Regions from separate parts of the Homo sapiens genome. Here region 2 is linked to region 1. A link is a loop called in an ENCODE intact Hi-C map of the cell type or tissue named here. Cell type or tissue: HepG2. All regions are shown on one strand. Links, peaks and the distances in the headings refer to the core of each region. The heading gives the core; the rest is flanking DNA.

Evidence for each region. A loop is a pair of places that touch in the nucleus more often than their neighbours do. Peaks named below come from ENCODE experiments on the same cell type or tissue, not always from the same donor. Only the 100,000 strongest peaks of a DNase experiment are listed, where the experiment ranks them.
Region 2: it touches region 1 in a loop (13-fold over the local background); 1 of 110 quality-filtered maps calls a loop at or near these places.

What each region holds. Positions count from the first base shown.
Region 1 is chr1:210,365,870-210,368,788 of GRCh38, forward strand. The region is part of intron 3 of HHAT (hedgehog acyltransferase); the gene reads left to right. LOC124904503 (a long non-coding RNA gene) reads right to left here and starts at 1,077. Exons shown (of 2, transcript XR_007066866.1): 1 at 918-1,077. In HepG2, for the core only: no CTCF peak of the experiment used is centred there; DNase peaks (open chromatin) are centred at 1,122 and 1,882; H3K4me3 peaks cover 1,249 bases.
Region 2 is chr1:209,926,208-209,929,126 of GRCh38, forward strand. No RefSeq gene overlaps it. Among named protein-coding and RNA genes, the nearest start is that of SYT14, 11 kb to the right of the region's middle. In HepG2, for the core only: no CTCF peak of the experiment used is centred there; no DNase peak of the experiment used is centred there.

The DNA.
Region 1 (2,919 bases), core at 119-2,618:
CCTCTCAAAGTGCTGGCATTAGAATCATGAGCCACCATGCCTGGCCACATTTTATTAAAAAAAATTTTTTTTTTTGAAGAGATGTGATCCTGCTCTGTCACCCAGGCTGGAGTACAGTGGTTGTAATCATAGCTCACTGGAGACTTGAACTCCTAGGCTCAAACGATCCTTCTGCCTCAGCCTCTTGAGTAGCTGGGACTACAGACATGCACCACCATACCTGGCTGATTTTTAATATTTTGTAGAGATGGGGTCTCACTATATTACCCAGGCTGGTCTTGAACTCCTAGCCTCAGCCTTCCAAAGCACTGGGGTTACAGGTGTGAGCTATGCTGCCTGGCCACTACTGACATTCTAGATTAGATGGCTGTTGTGGTGAGCTGCTCTGGACGTTGTACAATGCTTATCAGAGTCCCTGGACTCTACCTAGTAGATGCTAGCAGCATTTCCTGCCCTAAGCCTTAACAATTTTAAAAAGTGGGCTGGGTGTGGTGGCTCACTCCTGTAATCCCAGCACTTGGGAAGGCTAAGACCAGCGATCATTGAGGTCAGGAGTAGCCTGGCCAACATGATGAAACTCCATGTCTACTAAAAATACAAAAATTACAGCCAGGTGTGTGCCTGTAATCCCAGCTACTCCAGGGACTGAGACACAAGAATTGCTTGAACCCGGGAGGTGGAGGTTGTAGTGAGCAGAGATCGTGCCACTGCACTCTGCACTCCAGCCTGGGTGTCAGAGTGAGACCTTGTCTCTAAAAATAAAATCAAAAACAAGAAACAATTTAAAAAGTCTCCATGCATTGCCAAATGCCCCCAGGAGGCAAAAATCATCCCCTTTTAAGAGCAGCTGGTCTATAGCAATATTTAAGGGCTCTTAAATGACCACTCCCTTGGTCATGCCGATTTGCCATTCTTACCTTTACTCATCCTGTTCCTCTTCTGGATTGGGGCTCACGCCTTCCCTGTCCGGCCCTTACTCAGACTTCAGATCATAGCTGGCTCCCTGTCACGAAGCATTGCCTGAAGCTCAAGCTGAGCTTGGTGCTCATAGTTCCTGACACTTCCCTGCCTCTCTCTTTACTTCCTTCCACAAATACAGCTTTCAATGAGAGTGTCTCTGTGCTCAAGTCCATATGGAGCGCTGGGGACAGTGGTGAGCCAGACAGACAACATTCCTATGCTAGTTTCTCCTACTAGGGACAGGCTGACCGCAAACAAATGAACAATGGCCACAGATTGAGCTAAATGACATGAAGGCAGTAAACAGGGTGATAGGATAGCACTCTTTTGGGTGAAATCGTGTACCCTATTATGACAAATTTATTTGTAGAATTTTATTTGATGTTGTCCTTTCTGACTTAGATTGTGGGTCCCACAAAAGCAGGGCTGGGATTTAATCATTTCTGTATCTTCAATGCCTGGAGCAGAGTCAGTGAGTATTTTATTGAATTTAACTGCAGGAAAGAGTGAAGGGCCAGGTTGCAGCATGGAGGTGAGAAATACATTGGTCCTACGTGCCTCTAGATAGCCATGTAGGTAAGTGGGCTAAGTGGGACAGTGTGTAGAGTCAGAGTAGGGAGACACCATTCTGGGCACAAAAAATCACAAACTGCTTCTGGGAGAAGGGGGCTGACCTTCACCTGAGCTCCAGAGAATGAGTAGGATTTGGCAAGATCATCAGTAGAGGAGATGCTGTTCCAGTGGTGTTGCTATGGTTAGAAAAGGGAAGAATGTATTAGGGAAATGGTGAGTCAAAGTGAAGCTTCACTTAGGGCAGTGAAAGGGAGCTGGACCTGACTGTAGTCCTCCAGTTTTTGATGATGTTCAGGTTTGGAGGATTACAGCCCCAATCAAGAATGCTTTTGATCTTTGTCATTTCTTTGAGGGTAATGCTGATTGCACTTGCCAAGACAACAGAAGTGGTGTGGGTGCTTGCGTAGGTGCGGCTGTCAAGGGCTGTTCAGACTCCATATGCTTTGGTTTTTGCATCCTTTTTTTGTAATGTTTGCTCTTCCAGGCTGTCAGGGTAAAAGCCCCTCCCCCACCCCCCACCCCCTGCAGGCTCCAGTGTGCTGTGCTAGAATGGGGTGAACCCAGCCTTGCTGGGTTCTGGGGTGATCTGTCGTTGTATTTGCCAGTCCCTTTTTCTTTCTTCTTGCTGGTCTTCTCTCTAGTGATGCCAGGGAGATAGGGGAAATATTTCAGTGCCCACATTGCGTGCTCGATGAAGTAAACATGTTTCTAGACAGTAGCATCTGAACCAAACTGATACAAATGAAGTTCTATGTCAGGTATATTGTCATTCATTTTTTTCCTTTTATTTAGGATTCAAGATCATAGATTCTTGGCATAATGGAAAGAGCACAGGTTTGGAGTTGGATGGGCTTAAGTTCAAATTTGGCTTTGCTACATCTGAGAAAATAATTTGCCTCCTTTTTAAAAAAATGTATGTATTTTTTTGAGACAGGCTGAAGTACAGTGGCATGATCTTGGCTCACCATAACCTCTGCCTCCCAGGTTCAAGTGATTCTCTTGCCTCAGCCTCCTGAGTAGCTGGGGTTGCAGGCGTGTGCCACCACACTCAGCTAGATTTTGTATTTTTAGTAGAGATGCGTTTCGCCATGTCGGCCAGGCTGGTCTTGAACTCCTGGCCTCAAGTGATCCACCTATCTCAGCCTTCCAAAGTGCTGGGATTACAGGCATGAGCCACTGTGCCTGGCCTCATTTACCTCCTTTTAGCCTCAGTTTTATTACCTGCAACATGGGAATACAAGGTTATGGAGAAAGAGGTGATGGACAGAAAACACCCAGCATGCTTGTACTTAGTACAGAATAGATACACAATACCTGTTACTGTGGTTATTGTTACTTTTTTCTTCCATGGATGAATAATTCCTTCCTTTAGCATTAAGAATTACT
Region 2 (2,919 bases), core at 220-2,719, 440 kb before region 1:
GAGAGACCATTCATGACAGTGATAATCTCGGCACTGGGGCTTATAACAAGCACAGATCTCTTCCTGTACAGCTGCCACCCACTGGTTTTGGCTCTAACCATCGTGACCATACTGAATAAGCCTGATCTCTTTTCATCTGGCAGACATTCAAATATTTGAAAACAATTATCATGGAGTCCCTGAGTCATTTCTTTTTCAGACTAAACTTTATCAGCTTTTTAGCCTTTTTCACATAGAATATAATTAGAAATATCTTGCCATTGAATTCACTCCAGGTATTTTTTTTTTTTAACCAGGGCAGGGAAGACTGGGATTGCTGCTGTCTTTTTGATAGATAATAGGTATCTAAAATTGCAGTCTAAAACCACATTAATAATTTTAGTAGGCACCCCATATATACAAATTGAACTTACTCTCAATTAAAACTCCACGTCCATTCTACCTGTGCTGCTTCTGGTCTAGGTTTTCCCTATTCTACTTTCATTCATTTATTGAAGGGCTTTATTGATGATTTCTTATTAATTAAATACATTTTCACTAATGAGGGATCACTGTGGGCTTGGCACTGGGAGTAGGGGAAGATTTAGAACTGCTGAGATCCTCTCCCATTGCTGTGACCCGGGGGAGCTAGAGATGGTAGGAATCCCAGGTCAGGACTAAGGCTGAGGTAAGCCAGGAACCTAGGGTGCAACACTTAAGGAGGCACTCACTGTCGGGTTGGTGCAAGCGCAGCACAAATAGTGTATTATTCTGGACAGAGTTCTTATCCAATCCCCTCTCTGGTTTATTGTTTAGAATAAGCTGAGAGCATAGCTCAGGTGGGTCAGTTGCAGGTTTTGGACATTTTAACTACAAACCAAAGTTTTACAGTTTATATTCTGCATTTATATTCATTATAGAATACATTCGTACTCTGCACAAAGGACCACACAAGCATATACCGTTATTTAATATACAATGAGGAAAATCATAGTTGATATGTGGTATGTCAGGGTGAGAGAATTCAGAATATAAGACGGGTTTTTCCTGGAGCCTCCCTGACAGCACTGTAAGGAGGGATAGGAGAAGTATACATAGAAATCCAAATTTTGCCCCCAGTTTGTAGGGTGTTTATGCTCAGAGTCCTCCTGTGGTTTTTGGATCCTTGATGTCATTGTCCAAATTAAAAAAAAAAAAAAACTATGACCAGGCTCCAGATTTCTCCCATCTGCAGAGATATAGCTCAGCACATTAAATGACTTCCCATTGACCAGCACCAATAGAAAAGCCCTACATAGAAAATTTGGAGAAAATAAAGAACTTCATCTGTGATTATATAACTAAGCCTCAGACATAAAAGAAGGCTAAATCAAAAGGGAATGGCCCCTAAGAGAGAACAGTAAAACCCTTTCCAGGAAAACAAAGAGAATGAGAGCACAGACCAAGGTGGGTTGAATACACACTTCCTCCCTCAGACTGGCTTGCCCTGTCTGGCTCAAACCAATTCTATTTAAGGAATTCCTCATTTAAGCCTCCTCAGTGAAAGGGAACCAGGAAGATGAATGAAACAGAGTTACTAACTTAGGGCTCAGTTTAGGGCCCATTCAATTATGAAGAGACACTCTAAATATAATAAACATAAATGCAAATATCATGAGAATTCTTACCTCTGATGGAAGGTAGGCTTGGGAGGCATCACAGAGGAGAGAAGCCATTCGAACCTTTACTTTCAGAATATATTTTTATATTTTTAATGTCAAAACAAAAATTAATATTTTCCAATTGAGACTCCTCCATACCCAGCATATTCCCAAGAGGCAAACTTTTATAAGTTTCTGTTTTTAGTTCTTGCGATTATCACCATATGCTAAATAATATAATTCTATCAGCTGGGCACGGTGGCTCACGCCTGTAATCTTAGCACTTTGGGAGGCCGAGGTAGGCGGATCATCTGAGATCAGGAGTTTGAGACCAGCCTGACCAACATGGTGAAACCCTGTTTCTACTAAAAACACAAAAATTAGCCGGGTGTGGTGTCGCGTGCCTGTAATCCCAGCTACCCAGGAGGCTGAGGCAGGAGAATCGCTGGAACCTGGGATGCAGAGGCTGCAGTGAGCCGAGATCGCACCACTGCACTCCAGCCTGGGCGATAGAGCAAGACTCTGTCTCAGAAAAAAAAAAAAAAAAGAAAGAAAGAAAAAGAAAAGAATATAATTCTGGCCGGATGTGGTGGCTCACGCCTATAATCCCAGCACTTTGGGAGGCGAAAGTGGGTGGATTGAGACCATCTTGGCCAACATGGTGAAACCCCATCTCTACTAAAAATACAAAATTAGCTGGGCGTGGTGGCGCGCGCCTGTAGTCCCAGCTACTCAGGAGGCTGAGGCAGGAGAATCGCTTGGACCTGGGAGGTGGAGGTTGCACTGAGCCGAGATCGTGCCACTGCACTCCAGCCTGGCGACAGAGGGCGACTCCATCTCAAAACAAAACAAAACAAAACAAAAAAACCCATATGTAAATATATATATATTTCTATCTTCTAAGTTTAGATATCTATTGATTCCAGGTTATGAAAGAAGAAGAATTTGGCTCATATATAATCTGTCCTCTGTAACTGTGGGTTCTGCATCCACAGATTCAACTGTGAATTTAAAAATTTGAAAAAAAAATACCAATACAACAATAAGAAATAATACAAATTTAAAAAAATACAGTATAATAAATAGCATTTACTTTGAATTCGAAATTGTAAGTAATCTAGAGATAACTTAAAATATACAGAAGGATGTGGTTAGGTTATATGCAAATTATCTTCCATTTTATATAAAGAACTTAAGCATTCATGGACTTTGGAATGGGGAGGAGTGTCCTGGAACCAATTTTCCGAGGATACTGAGGGATGACTATATACTATTTCCCACCTCCTCCCTTCCTCTTTTT